Regions from separate parts of the Homo sapiens genome. Here regions 1 and 2 are each linked to region 3. The links are chromatin loops, found by intact Hi-C in ENCODE. Cell type or tissue: HCT116. All regions are shown on one strand.

The links. Peaks named below come from ENCODE experiments on the same cell type or tissue, not always from the same donor. Only the 100,000 strongest peaks of a DNase experiment are listed, where the experiment ranks them.
Region 1: a loop joins it to region 3, with 10 times the contacts of the local background. A loop is called at or near these places in 9 of 110 quality-filtered maps.
Region 2: it touches region 3 in a loop (7-fold over the local background); 7 of 110 quality-filtered maps call a loop at or near these places.

The regions. Positions count from the first base shown.
Region 1 is chr10:121,067,728-121,072,727 of GRCh38, forward strand. All of the region lies in intron 2 of LOC105378521 (a long non-coding RNA gene), which reads right to left. Among named protein-coding and RNA genes, the nearest start is that of LINC01153, 110 kb to the right of the region's middle. In HCT116, a CTCF peak has its summit at 2,752 (motif pointing right); DNase peaks (open chromatin) are centred at 1,604 and 2,744.
Region 2 is chr10:121,166,610-121,171,609 of GRCh38, forward strand. All of the region lies in intron 1 of LOC124902515 (a long non-coding RNA gene), which reads right to left. Among named protein-coding and RNA genes, the nearest start is that of LINC01153, 9.4 kb to the right of the region's middle. In HCT116, CTCF peaks have their summits at 2,398 and 2,603; a DNase peak (open chromatin) is centred at 2,402; H3K27me3 peaks cover 386 bases.
Region 3 is chr10:121,605,695-121,610,694 of GRCh38, forward strand. No RefSeq gene overlaps it. Among named protein-coding and RNA genes, the nearest start is that of FGFR2, 9.8 kb to the left of the region's middle. RefSeq lists a silencer at 3,014-3,253 and an enhancer at 4,854-5,000. In HCT116, CTCF peaks have their summits at 3,124 (motif pointing left) and 3,324; a DNase peak (open chromatin) is centred at 3,067; H3K4me3 peaks cover 657 bases.

The DNA of each region.
Region 1 (5,000 bases), 540 kb before region 3:
TGAGGGCTTCACCCTCACAGCCTAATCATCCCCCAAATGTCCACCTTCTAACACCATCCCCTTGCAGGTTAGGATTTCAACATATGAATTTCGGGGGGACACATTCAGACCACAGCACCCTTTCTCAGGTTGAGGAAGTTCCCTCCTATTCCTACTTTCTGAGTGTTCCCTGTTTCTTTAAAAAACAAAAATTATGCCCAGCTTAGGGCATAATTATGTCCCCCTCCATTATCTTATTTCCATATCATTCAATTCCAGCTTAGAGCTGTCTGAATGTCTCGTTTTGTACATTCAAGAAGGTATTGTCATATCTGATGCTCACAGTGACAACTCAAAGACTAAAAATTCTGTGATATCCCAAGTTTCAGGAGGCACAGCACTATATAAAACACTTTGAAATATTTCTGTCCAAAGTGGTTTAAATATTACTTATAATAACTAGTAAAAGTTTAAAAAGTGGTTTAAGGCTGGGCGCGGTGGCTCACGCCTGTAATCCCAGCACTTTGGGAGGCCGAGGCGGGCGGATCACAAGGTCAGGAGATTGAGACCATCTTGGCTAACACGGTGAAACCCCGTCTCTACTAAAAATACAAAAAATTAGCCGGGCGCGGTGGCGGGTGCCTGTAGTCCCAGCTACTCAGGAGGTTGAGGCAGGAGAATGGCGTGAACCTGGGAGGCGGAGCTTGCAGTGAGCCGAGATTGTGCCACTGCAATCCGGCCTGGGCTAAAGAGCGGGACTCCGTCTCAAAAAAAAAAAAAAAAAAAAAAAAAAAAAGTGGTTTAAATAAAGTGAAGAGTATTACTGCTCAAAAGGTGAACTCCCCTGCCCACCCGGTTCCCCAGTGAAGTCCTGCGCTGCTTGCTCTGTTTCCTTCTCCATGTCAGTTAAAATCAACACATTCCTTTTATCACCCGATGAGGAAACAGGTCCCTCTCAAGCCTGCAACTGGTTATCTTCCAAGTCCTTTAGTTCTTCTTCCTTTATCCCCACTAATTGCAAGTCTCCCTCCATTATCTTCTTATTTCCACATTGTTCAATTCCAGTGGAATACAGGAATTGGCCCATGGGGAAGAGCAGAAAAACGAAAGGAATGAAAATGCTTCAGTGTTTCAGGAGATTTGAAGATGTTTCAGGAGATTTCAGTGTTTCAGGAGATTGAAGCTGCAGTGAGGATGAGCCTCCCTGATCCCCTTCTCCTCCCGTGTCCCTGCTGGACTAAAGGAGTTCCCATGAGGGAGGCTGGCAGCTGACAGGATCACCCAGGACTAGGACTTGTGGCCCCCAGACCACTCCTGGATGTGCCCCATAGCGGCCCCTGAAGGCGCTGCCTCCTTCTTTGCTGGGCCTCAGCCTCTTTGCTGGGCCTTGGGTCTCGGGACCTCCAAGGCATGTCATCTTCTTTCTCTGTGTCCTCCACTGCTCAGATTGTGGCTGCCTCAGCCATGGCAAATGGCAAGGACCCCAGTTTCACTTCCCGGCCCACCCAGACACCAGGCAGAAACTCTAATAACCACTTTTCTGGGTTTCTACATCCTGTGTCTCTGGATGACTAATCATCTCCAGAGCATGAACAATTGAGTCATCTCAAGCCCCAGGCTTGAATTTGTGCACAAGGCAACCAGCTTCTCCTCGGCAGGCTCTGGGAGCACTGGCTGAAGTAGGTGTGGCCCTCCTAAGTCACCATCCTGGCCTGGAACTCTTGGAGCACAATAGGCTCCTCCGGGTTTGTTGAAGAGCCTTTGCTCAACTGAACCTCTTTATTGTAGGCTTTTGCTCCTTTCTGAACAGGCTCTTACAAGTAGAGCATGCAAGATCGCATTATGTTTAGAGTCCCCATGAGGCCATGCTCTGCAGGCGGCCTTGGGACACCAGCGCATCCTCTTCTGGGAACAGAACTCCAAGCTCCTTTGAATAACAACTACTCCCCTTCTCTCTGAGCTGACTCAGGCCGGCCAATTGACATAATTCCAATCTCTGGTGACAGTTATTGCTTCAGGGATTGGCACATAACCCAAGTTTGTCCTACTAGAATAAATCCTGGGACTTATTTATAAGCTGACAGAAGGAGATGTATTCTTTTTTCCACAGCCTCTATCCTGAAGAGCGTTGGACCCTGGAGCTGCTGGCCACATCTTGATCTGCCATATGTGGTCCAAGAATGAAGTCAACACGAAGGAGAATGAAGGTGCTGAGGGATAAAGTTATTGACATTCTAGGAGCTCCTGGATCAAACCATGCCTGAACTCAATTTATCCCTTGAACTTTTCAATTACATGAATAAATCCTCCTTTTGCCTGAGTCAATGTGGATTAGTATCATTGGCATTCAGAAGATTCCTAAAGTCTCAGGTCTTCTGCACATCTATAACCATGGCAATTGCGGTCCTGCTCTCCTTTCCCCTCCCCTGAGCAGGCAAGCTTTCCTTCTCTATCATGTAAACCTCCTGGGTCATTCAGAGTATTTCTCAAATGTTACCTGGAGTTTCCCAAGACTTCAGTTCTCACTGACCATTTACTTCTTAAACTGCTAGGATGATAACCTATAACTTTGCATCTAACCAATCCCTTAGCACTTTCCTTAGAGACTTCTTAGAGATCTTTTTGATGCCTAAGGGTAGGAATCAGGGCTTCTCTATCTTGTATATGCACTGCCCCCCACCCACAGGTCCATAGAATAACAGCTGAGGACCTGTAGCTCTACAAGGGCAGGGACTGTCAAACATGCCAGACTGCACATGGTAGTTACCACTAGAGGGCTCTGGGTATGGGCAATAAGCAGGACTTCTGCATTTTACATCTATGCTATCATTCGAGTCTTGTATGAGCATTTATTTTACAAATCTCTATCTTGCAAAGCAAACCCTTAGTGTGAATAACTGAGGAGTGGTGGATCGGCCAGCTCTTCCGTGCAGTGTTCTAAAGCCTCTTGCTCCTGTCTCTCCTGTGGGAAACCCATAGTTACGGCTTCAAGCAGAGACCCAAGCACCACCTCAGGGTCTTGACCTTGTGTGGGAATAATCTATCACCAAGATGCAGACAGAGACAAACTGCTTCACAGAGCATTTTATCCCCTAGAAAATCCCCAACCCCAGCATCCTGGGTGCTGCCCAACCTCTTCAAATACAAAGGCAAATAAAATAAATAAAAGTAAATATTGTACTCATAAGCAACAGAATGCCTAGCAACCAAGAACAAGGGAGGGCTGGAGGAAGAAGGTTGACTTTCGCAGGCCCTTGTGTATAAACTGCAGTAAAAGTCTTCTCTGTGTGAATAATATATTTTTGAGCGTTAAATTATAGAAGGTGTAAGGAATGCTAAGGCTGAGACCCAACAGAGAGAGCTGGCCCCACCCTGAATGGGAGGGGCAGGGGTCTCCTTGGTCTTTGTCCCTGCTGACTGGTATTGAGGGAGGGGGAGTCTCCGCTGTAGCTTCAGGAATGGAACACAGGGCACCAGGCCTCAGTTAATCCCTTTAGGGACCCTTAGCCCTGAAACAATGCTGGTGCAACCCCACATGTAACTCAGAAGAAAATGTTAAGTCACGAAATAAATGTAAGAGCTCTGATGTTTTTCTATAACACCCATTTCAATGCTTTGTTAGAAAGTATGTACGTAAAGCACATGACATTGTTCTCATTAAATTTTTTTGTTACGAAAACTTTTAAACACACTCAGAAGAGTAGGATTTTTGAACCTCTCATCTGGGTACAATATTATTAAAATTCTGCCACATCTGCCTTGTTGATCTTTTTGCTCTTTTTCTTGGTTAAACTATTTGGAAGCAAATCCAAGGCATCATGTCATTTCATCTGCACATACCTTGGTATAATCCATGAAAATTATGGACATATTCTCATATAACCATAAAGCCAGTATCATACCTTAATGAGTTGGGTATGTTCTGTTTGTTTTTGTTTTGGGCATCCTCCAACCTCCAGTACCTAACCCATTATCAGATTTCCCTGATTGTCTCAAAGGGTCTTTTGCATTTGTTGTGTGTTCTCATTGTTAATACCCTTGTGTCGTAAGTCCCCTGGGTGCATGCTTAGATTGACTTTTGGAAATCTAAGATTATTTGGTATTTATTGAAAGCAGAAGAGAGGGAAGAAAAAAAAAAGACAAAGCAGTGAAAAGGAAAACATGGAAGTGGTATTTTTATAAGATCTATGTGACATTTTGCTGGCTGTCACCTTTGCTCATATAGGATCCCCACTGCTTAGGATAGGATTAAACTGTCCCAGCTTATAAAGCAGGCATTTTCCCCAGTGTCTTCTGAATTCTGAAGATTTTGGGTGGGATGTGGATAAAGTGTTGCTGTCCTTGTCTGTCACCATGACAACTCCAGCCAGGACTTGGCCTTGCTAGGGTTTTCTGGTGGATTGTGGAGCCTGCTACCCCTAGGTCACAATGAGCAGGAACGTGGATTTACAGATATACAGCTGCTCCCTGGCATGGCTTCCCCAAGGAAGTAGGAGAGGGGATCTTGAGGGCCAAGGTTAGTAGCAAATGTGAAAGCTAAGAAGAGACATGGAAAACTTCTCTTGACTACATGGGGGTTGGTCGGGGGTACATCTGACTCCCACGAACAGACAAATCTAAGAAGAGTGAGAAGCATTCTTACCTTCTGACCCAGCAACCCCACCTCTAGGAATTTGTTGAGAAAAAGCCAGAGTTTGCACAAAGATTTATTTTGTTTGAGAATGTCCCTTAAGCTCTTTATAGCAATAAAAAGAGCTGGGAGGATTGCCTTAAGACTCAATGATGCAGAATTGGTTTAATAAATTATAGCTCATTGCTATAAGGGAACACTAAGCATCCATTCAAAACATGTTTTGAAAAAATATTCAAAGATACAGAAAAATGTCCACAATATATTAAGTGGAAGAAAAAAGAGGTTATAAAAAATCAGTCTGATGTCAGTCTCATTTTCTCATTTTTTAAAAATTAAAAGAAAAAGAAATGAGGGAGGGACTGAGAAGTCTATAATTAAAATGTTTCTT
Region 2 (5,000 bases), 440 kb before region 3:
CCTTGTCTATGAAATGGAGATTAGCATTTTGCTACATGAATTAAATGACATAATGTGTGTCCAGCACTTAGCACTCTTCCAGAAATATTGGAAGCATTTAAAGATCAGGACAGTTTTGTACTATTGTGATTATTGTTATTGTTATTATTTTTCTTGTTGCATACAGCAAGTGCTCAGTAAATATTGATTGGTTCAATAAACAAATGCAGATGAAGTACCAAAAAGAAAACATGGGGCCAGGCGCAGTGGCTCATGTCTGTAATCCCAGCACTTTGGGAGGCCAAGGCAGGCGGATCACTTGAGGTCAGGAGTTTGGGACCAGCCTGGCCAACATGGCGAAATCCTGTCTCTACTAAAAATGCAAAAATTAGCCAGGTGTGGTGGCAGGCACCTGTAACCCCAGCTACTAGGGAGGCTGAGGCAGGAGAATCGCCTGAACCCAAGAGGTGGAGGTTACAGTGAACCAAGATCGCACTGCACTCCAGCCTGGGTGACAGGGTGACACTCTGTCTCAAAAAAAAAAAAAAAAAAAATCATGGTTAGTGAAGATTATTCAGCTCTGTGCCCACAGGACAAGAAACCTTCCCTTCAAGTCTTCAATATGCATTAAATATTGATCAGTCTGCCACAGAAGCACAGTCTTGACTTGAATCAGGGGGAGTACATAGAGACACCCGAGGATCCAGCCAGAAGACGAGCTATACATGGCTTCTACGCACAACAGCAGTGAAACACCCTTGCAGTGGCACAGAGGGACCTGCGGGTGCAGAACACTCCTCCAGGAATTTTTCTGAGGAAAAAATGATCGCTCATAAAAAACTGCCTGTTTTCCAGAGCACTGACCACATGCATTGCTCACCAGCAAATCTAGAATATTCAACTCCCTACTGGGGTTTTTCTAACCCAGAGCAAAGGCTGTACTGTGCTATATTATATGCAGGTGCTCTATTTTTTTGTAAATTCCATCCTGGCAAGCAAGGGCTCCAGAGGCCAACACCAGAGTTTGGAGAGCTAACACTTCCTTAATTGCACCTACACAGTTTGTTGGATCCAAGCTTGCATTTGGAATCCGCTCCCATAATTACAATGGACAGTGCTGAATACACACAGGGGCTGGCAGTTGCGGTGTCCTTATCGGGCTTCTCCCAGCGTGTGTGACGCGTCTTCCTCTCACCTGCCATCCACTCGATCTGTGGGACTGGAATGATAAACATGGGGCTTGAATAGCCCAGCCTTGAACCGGTACTGGTCACAGGTGTGCATGTCTGCATTGGTAGAGGTAGCACCCGATTTGAAATGTATTCATATTTTCACAATTAGTAGGGGTGGGAGGGGAAATTAGTGTGTAAACCCATACCAGTTCTACCATGAGTGTATCACTGGTTTTATGAAACATGAAACCATGCTATTGTAGAATGTGTGCTTGCAGGATTCTTGTGGGTGAAATTGGAAACTTGTCTTGGAATAGGGTTGTCACCTGCTAATTGAGAAGGGTGTGTAAGAGGAGCTACAGTGGCAATTTGCTGTTTCATACTAACCCATAAAAGTAATAAAAATCAATGTGCAAGAATGTGTTAAGCCTTCTTTAATTTGCCTTCTGAATGAATTTTTCCTGAAGAACTAAGCAAAACGAGAAGGACATTTATGAACCTTAAGGCATCTCACAATATTGGGTACTACAATAAACTCAACCTTGCTGAGGACATGCTAAAAGACATATTGTGCCTTTTCCTGACTACCCCACTACAGCCTACTCTACTTCCACTCTCTTTTTATGGAAGCAAAAAGGATCTTCTTAATTCTTTCTCTGACACTTTCATAAAACTCACAAACATGCCTCCAGCATATTTCAAAACACACTTGTACAGGAGAGCCTCAACAGTATAGTGCAAAGACAAAGAGAGCCAAGCTTGACGTTGAAGACCTGAGACTGACCTTCAGTTCTGCCCTTTAATAAGAAAAAGAGTTTGGGAGCATTTCCCAACCTTTTTGAGCTTCAGATCCCTTGTTTATAAAATGAGGATATTTTCCTTTAAAATCCTCCTGGCAGACTTGTGAGGATTAAATAAAATGAGGGATGTGAGCGAGAACTTCAAGTAGTGCCTTCCAAATCATTGCCCCAGAATTTGCAATCCTTCCTAAGTTTACAATCTTGCTTAATATTTCATGTGTTTTCTGTATTCATTACATAATTATAGTAAAATGCAATTATTTTGGCTTAGAACCAGTTGACAGAGTTGATACAAGGAGATTATAACTATGGTCCAAGATAAGAGTTCCTGCTCCATTTATGGGACATTCTTAAGTTTGCATTTGGAAGGCTGGAGCCAGTGGTGACAAGACCCAACACCTAGGCTGTGTTTATTAGGGCCTTTATAACTCAAGCGGCCTCAGTGGGGCACCCTTCGCTTTAGGAAAGGCAGGTAGAGGGTGAAAGGGCTCACACCTAGTCCAAGTGTCTTCCAGTAGAGACGAGTATCCTTCAGGCAATCCCAACGGGGTTAGGACCTCAGTCCACAATGTGCCCCCACCTACTTTGCTGCTCCAGGAACTTCATTTCAGCAGGTCTGGTTCCTTCCCAGAGTAAGGCAAATCCTGTGTAATAAGCTCTTTCTTGCTAAACTCCCAAAAGACTGATAAATAACCAGGATGCCAATCCATGGGTTTGTAATGAGAAATGGCAAACTCTTAGCAGACTGGAATGGCCACATCAGCAGGTCAGTGCATTCCCTCACGGAAACAAGAAAATCCACACTATAATTTGATAACTGTGGAGTCAGAACAAATGAATGCAGGTATTCTTAATGCATATTCCTCACAAAAGATACTTTGAGGCATTCTTCCCCATTCTTGAATAGCTGGAGAACTCTAGAGCACTATGGCTTGAATTGTTTGGCTAAGCCTTCTGGAAAACTTTGGGTACAGAGTAAATATGTTTTTGTCTGTTCCCCCAAACATGTGCTTGGCCTCCACTCCATGCTTGGCACTGTGCCAAGTGTTTTTCACCATTTTCACTCAACACTTCCAGTGACGGTATGAGGAAAGGTGTGTTGCTATCACCACGTCACATAAACTGAGGCTTACGGGAAGACACTTACCCAAGGGCATAGTAATAAGTGGCAGGGCAGGATTTAAACTCAGAGTCTAATCCTCACTCTGAGCTATGAACTTCTGCTTCTCATACTGGGCTAAATTAATACAGCCAACTTCTGGCCATGGCAACCCTTGAATCTTTGCTGGGAATTTTGGTGTTTCTGAAAGTCCTCAGTCACCTTTAATCCAACCACTTATAAAGTTGTTGATTAAAAGAATGCCTTTGTTGCCAGATATCATCTATGATACTTCTCTCCTCCATGTGTCTTCCTATAATCAGTCACAGACTGTTAATGTTGCAATGGACTTTTGAAATCATGCGATTTAAAAATCATTTACTCTTTACAGAAAATGAGAGCCAGAGAAGTTAAGTACCTTGCCCAAGCTTTTCCTTAATACTCAACAAATGTCTATTGAGTGTCTACTAGGCACAAGGCATAAAACGTAAGTCAGTGGCAGAGTCAAGACTAGTTTTCTAATTCTTGCTCCAGCAACTATTCTTCACTCTATGCTGCAGCAGTTCCAAAAGTAATTGAGGAGTGGTTTTCTTTTTTAACCAATATGTAACCCTTCCCCTTGATAATGCAATGTAAATTGTGCCTTGGATCCAATTGCTTGCACCCTTTGTCACCATGTTAGGATCTTTATCCCTCGAGATTTCTTGGGCTGTAACAGGATCTCTCTTGCCCAATGCTCTCTGCCACATGGATGTCCCAAAGATCGGATCCTGGTGGAATACACTGGCTGCATGTTGCAGTGAGGCCTAGGAGAAGTCCTATGTCACAATTAGTTCCTTAACATAGTTTTTAACCCATCCAACCACTCTGTAAAAATAGCTATTGAATGAGTTAAGAAATTAAAGAATTAATGAGCAGACACATCAGGGCCCAATCACTGCTTGTAGGATCCCAGATAAAGAGCTCAGACTAAAAAGCAGGTATCACCACCAATCTTGATGCAGGAGGTCTGTAGATACCCCTACTGTTCTGTCCTATAGGGTAAATCCAGCAGCAATGGCTGACTAGAACCTGTCAGCTGAGCCAAGTCTCAGCTATGGATGTATGCCCCATGGCCCATGTCCACCAGCTTTTATGCCCCAGTTTGAGGTCAAATGGTGGGATGGTGAAAGAAGAACAAGCAGGAAAAGCCACTTGCAATGAAAACGAGTAAAATCTTTGTTGTTTCATTGGGGCTTGCTTTTCATGCTTTTAACCATAGAGTAGAATTTGGTCCTGTTGGCAAGTGCCTTTTGAACTACTCTTCTGAAAACGTTTTATTAAGACGCACCCAAAGATGCAGCAGGATCCTGAAGTAGCTTTTGGAGACAGTGCAGACATATTGCCATGCACTTTGGAGCTTTGACATTGCCTAAAAGCCAAAATAAATTTCAAATCCTTTCTGCTACTACTGCCTATGATATGAGGACTGGGAGAAAAGAAAAACGAGGTCATTCACTTTTCATTGAGTAGATATTTATTAAGTACATATCATATTGGAGTCACTAAGGACATAACAATGGACACAGCACAATCCCTTTTCTCCAAGAACTCAGAGTCCTCGTGAAGCTGCCAGTAGCTAGTACACTGAATAGTGTGATGACTATGTTAAAATTTTGTTTTAGTGTGCTGCAGCAATGTCTTTCTCTAGGAAAGAGAAAGTTAAATAACATTACAGGAGGAAGTAGTGTAGTGTATTAGTTTTGTCTGTGAACTCTAGAGAGAGCTCACCGGAGTTTAATTCTCAGACCTATGATTTCTCAGCTGTGTGCAACTGAGCACATTTACTTGAACCTTCTAAAAATCTCTGTTTCCTCATCTGTAAGATGGAGCTAATGGTAGCAATACACAGGGAGTTATTGTTAGCTTTCAATGAGCTGAGCCTCTTTAAAGTGTGTAGCACAATAACAC
Region 3 (5,000 bases):
CTTGATGTTTACAACTGACTTTCAAGTGGCTCAGGAAAAAAAAGGACAAACACACACAGATAAAGCAAATATGCAAAATGTTAACTCTTGACACTATACAGTTGAGAGTATACATTACTTATTGCACTATTCACCCAACTTTCTTAATGTTTAAACAATTTCACAATTAAAACCTGGGGGAACTCTAGTGGAGGGCATTATGGACTCTGACCCCAGTACTGTCCCTTGTGCCACCCCTGTGGCCACAAACACATTCCTACCTTTGGCTTCTGCCAATCTGAATCTATGAAGGAAAACTGGTAGGTCAATTAGCTGGTTGGCCAAGCCAGCTGCATGTAACATCTACAATGTCCAAGGTCTCAAGGTATTTTTGACAAGTAATGTGGTGCCATAGAAACAGCACTGAGTCAGGGCCCCCAAGACCTGAGTTTTTATCCCAACGTGGTCAAGGGCTAACTATGCAAGTCTAGGCAAGTTACTGAACAAGCCTCATCCCACCCCTAACCTTGGCCTCACCTTCTTTTGCATAACTGAAGTGTCCCCCTTCTATCTTAAAAATAAATTTATCTATGATCTCCGGCCTATCTCTGAACATTCCCCGCCTCCACCTGGAGCTGAAAACTTGTGGTTCACCCATCACTGAAGGCCACCCTGGTGTTACAGGAAGTGAACATCCTCTCCAAAGTATTCTGAAACCATAGTCTAGGAACCGTGCTGTTCCTACTGGTAACAAGTATCTACCGGAAAAGTCCTCTAATCCCTGGCCCATTGCTATTTAAGGGCAATTTATGGCATGTCATTTCTTGGCTGTGACTCCGTGCCTTTCAATCACCCCCACCCTCCACACATCACGACCACTTCCACCACAACGAGGTTTCCCAGCTCACTGGACAGAAACTATACAGGTGGTTTTAGCCAGGGTGGGGTAGATGAGGATGAGATTAGCAACAATATCCCGTCTGCTCCCACCCCACCCACACCCTTATCGCTGCCTGAAGCTATGCTGTCTGATAACGTTAACCACCAGCCAACATGATTATTTAAAGTTAAATCAATTAAAATTAAATAAGACTTCAGCTCCTCAGTAGCACCAGCCACAATTCAAGTGCTCAACAGTCACATGGGGCCAGGCCACTACATTGGAGAGTGCAGTATTATAGGGTATTTTCAACGTGGCAGACGATGTATTGGGCTGTGCTAGAGAGCACACCCTGCTTTCCGCTTCCTCCTCCAAGAAGACCTCCTTAGTCAGAGGAGTCCCCAGGAACTGCTCTTGCTCTCCCTCTCCAGGTCCCCCCGCTCATCACCCCTGGACTGCTCCCCATGCCCTAAATGGGCATCTTGCCTTACCAGGGTGGAGGTAGGGACAAGAATTCTACTCCTTAGATGGAGAACGGTGCAGGAGATACACGGGACAGGTCTTACTGTTGACAATGAAAACGATTTTAGCCGGGCATGGTGGCACACGCCTGTAATCCCAGCACTCTGGGAGGCTGAGGAGGGCGGATCACTTGAAGTCAGGAGTCTGAGATCAGCCTGGCCAACATGGTGAAACCCGGTCTCTACTAAAAAATACAAAAATTAGCTGTGCATGGTGGCATGTGCCTGTAATCCCAGCTACTCGGGAGGCTGAGGCGGAAGAATCGCTTGAACTGAGGAGGTGGGGGCTGCAGTGAGCCAAGATCGCGACACTGCACTCCAGCCTGGGACACAGAACAAGACTCCGTCTCAAAAAAAAAAAAAAAAGATTTTAGTCTGCACCATCACCTTCTGATCCTGGGGCCCCCTGGAAGCAGCTCCTGGTCTCAGTGGGAGTTTCTATGGGCCCTAAATTCCTCCCTTCGAGGATTCCTGCTCCCTCAAATCCTCAGAGATTCACAACTGTGTGCTTTCAGCCTCAAGCCCAGAGGGAGGAAAGGCTTTACTGAACCAAGATAGCCTGTCCATGGAAGAAAGCCTAGCAGAAACTGACCTTGGACAACAATTTTGGTGGAAAGGGGTTAATTGGGGACCACTAAATGCTAATACTCAGAAAGGCCGGGGCTGCATCTCCCATCTCTAGATTCCCAGGACCTGGCACTACCTGGCTAGTGGGAGCAGTTTATGGGGCTGTGTTTATACCTTACAGGCTCTTAATAGATGCTTGTTGATTGATGACTGCAACTCAGCCTCCTCCAGCATTTCCTAATTAAAGCATAAGTGCAAAGAGGCACATGTACATAGGTTTGTGTACACAGTGAGCACGGTCTCTTTAGAAGGTGGGGAATAGAAGCCAGTTTAGGACAAAGCTGATTGAGCTGTGTGAGGAAGTTACCTTTCCCTGCAATTACCTCATTTCCACGATGCGTTTCTTTCTCTTTTCTCTTGATTTCTGCCTTTGCTACACTCTTTCCCGAGGGTGTGTCTACTTCTTCCAAATGTGAAAAGAAGTTCACTTTCGCCAGGCACGGTGGCTCACGCCTGTAATCCCAGCACTTTGAGAAGCCAAGGCGGGCGGATTACCTGAGGTCAGGAGTTCGAGACCAGCCTGGCCAACATGGTGACACCCCGGCTCTACTTAAATACAAGAATTAGCCGGGCGTCGTGGCACACGTCTGTAATCCCAGTTACTCGGGAGGCTGAGGCAGAACTGCTTGAGCCCGGGAGACGGAGGTTGCAGTGTGCTGAGATTGCGCCACTGCACTCCAGCCTGGCTGACAGAGTGAGACTGTCTCAAAAAAAAAAAAAAAAAAGAAGAAGTTCACTTTCATAAACCAAAGGGGAGAAAAATGATGCTGCCAGGATCCTGGTAAACTCGGGGAGGGAGTGGAGAATACAGAGCCCCACACATCGTAAAACCACAAACCTAGTAACCCTTTTAGAGTCCCAGAGCTCTCGTATTGTGTCCCCAAGCTGGGGAGAAAGACCATCAAGTGGGGAGCGATTTCTTTAACAGATTTCTAAGAGCAGCGCTGAGCAAAAATTAACTCCTTCGCGGAGGCCGGATGCTGGCCTGGCGCTGGGGCAGCGCCCGGGAAGCAGGTGGCTCCAGGTGAGGGAGGCCGAGGTCCCGGGGCGCCCTTTGTTCTCCGGGTTCTGCGCAGGGAGGAGCGCATCGGGCGCCAGCGCCCCCGTGTGGCCGCGAGCACCGCGCGCGCAAAGCGGGGGCGAGCGCCGCCCGGGGCGTGGGTGACGGGGCTGGCATCAAGGTAGAGGGCGGCCGGGCAGGGAGGAGGGGCAGCCCCGCCAGCGCCGAGCCCAGCCCTGAAGTCGTTTCGGCTGTGCAGATGATGAGCGACCCAGGTCGAGGCGAATCAGGAGCCCAGGTGCTTGCCCAAGCACAGCTGGACGAAATGTCTGTTACCCCGACGGCTGGGGCGCGGGACCTTGCAGGGACGTGGTGCTGCAGCGGCCTCTGCCTGGGCCTGGCGTGCGGCTACCTCAGGCTAATTCTCCATTCGCTGCGTGGATTCGCCCCCGGGAGGCGGCCCCACGTTTCCAGCCTGTGGATCAACAAGGCGGAGAACCACCTTTGCACCCTCGCCGGGAAACCAGCTCCTACCTCCGGCCCCCTGTTGGGCCTTCTGGCCCTGGTGTTCTCTGGCGCTCCTCTCCCACCAAGGCCCGGCAGTCCTAGCTGTGGGCTGTCCTCTCTCTCTCTCTCTTTTTTTTAACCTCTACCTCCCGGGTTCAAGCGATTCTCCTGCCTCAGCCTCCAGAGTAGCTGGGATTATAGGCATGTGCCACCATGCTTGGCTAATTTTTGTATTTTTAGTAGAAACGGGGGTTTCACCATCTTGGCCAGGCTGGCCTCGAAGTCCTGACCTCGTGATGCACCCGCCTCAGTTTCCTAAAGTGCTGGGATTACAGGCCTGCGCTACTGCACCCCTTGGAGCTGTCCTCTCTTGAAAGCCACCACACCTGCTTCCTTCCTAGTCTCACCACAGCTGCCCTGGAGAGGTACCTGCCAGATTTGGGGCAGCCTCCGCCTCTGGTCTCTCCCCTGCCAGTCACCCTGCCCAGAGGTGGGGACCCCTGTCCTGCCCTTTCATCAGGCCAGTGGAAGCTTTGAAGGTTCCACATTTTCAGGAACCATGGCAACGGCCCTCTTAGCACAGAGTGGGTGCTTGGAGGCTGACGTTTATTGGGTGCATACCATGTTCCATGCAACTGGGATTATGGCCTTTAATGGGTGATCACACTTCAATCACAAGCACCCTGTGAGGTAGCACTACTGTGACCCCCATTTTATAAATCGTGCTATGGAAACACTGAGAGCTCATCCAAGGTTACACAGTCGGGAGGGAGGGCTGACCCTGGAGCCTGTGCTATCGCTTATGCTGCCAGCGTCCCCGTGACGGTGATGGGGTAGTGACTTCAGCTGATGAATGGAAACAGAGGCTAAAGGGGCTGATTCTCCTGATCTTCCCAGAGAAGTTGGCTGTCCCATCCAGATGACAATTGTCCCAGTTTTCAGATGTTGACTCCTTTTCTAGTGGGCCTGTGGACAGCAGGCTGCACCCTCTGCTGTCCTATAGTGGCTGAGATCATGGGACCTGGAGTCCAGCTGCCTGCTCTGGGCCTTACATCTGCCCCTCCTCACCACGTTCTCATCTGTAAAATGAAGTCATGCTAATACCCGCTTCACACAATCTGCGCAGATTGAATGGAATACTTCAGGTGAAGTGCTGAGTGCATGGTGAATGATCAATACTTGTCAGCTGGTACTAGTATTTCCAGACCAGAGGCATCCAGACCTCCCTCTGCAGCTCTGTCTAACCCTATCCTACCCCTGACCTTATTACTTGCTACTTCTCTTTGCTGTGTGACCTGGGGTAGGTTACTCGGCTTTTATGAGCTTCTGTGGCCTTATTTGTAGGCTGTGAATATTAGCGGTAATCATCTTCAAAATTCACCCATAATGGTATTGATTTCAGTAGCAGCTTAGGCTGTCCAGGGCAGGGGACTTGCTCACATTCTTCTAAAGTTCTTCTTAGCATCACGTAGAAATTCATTCCAGT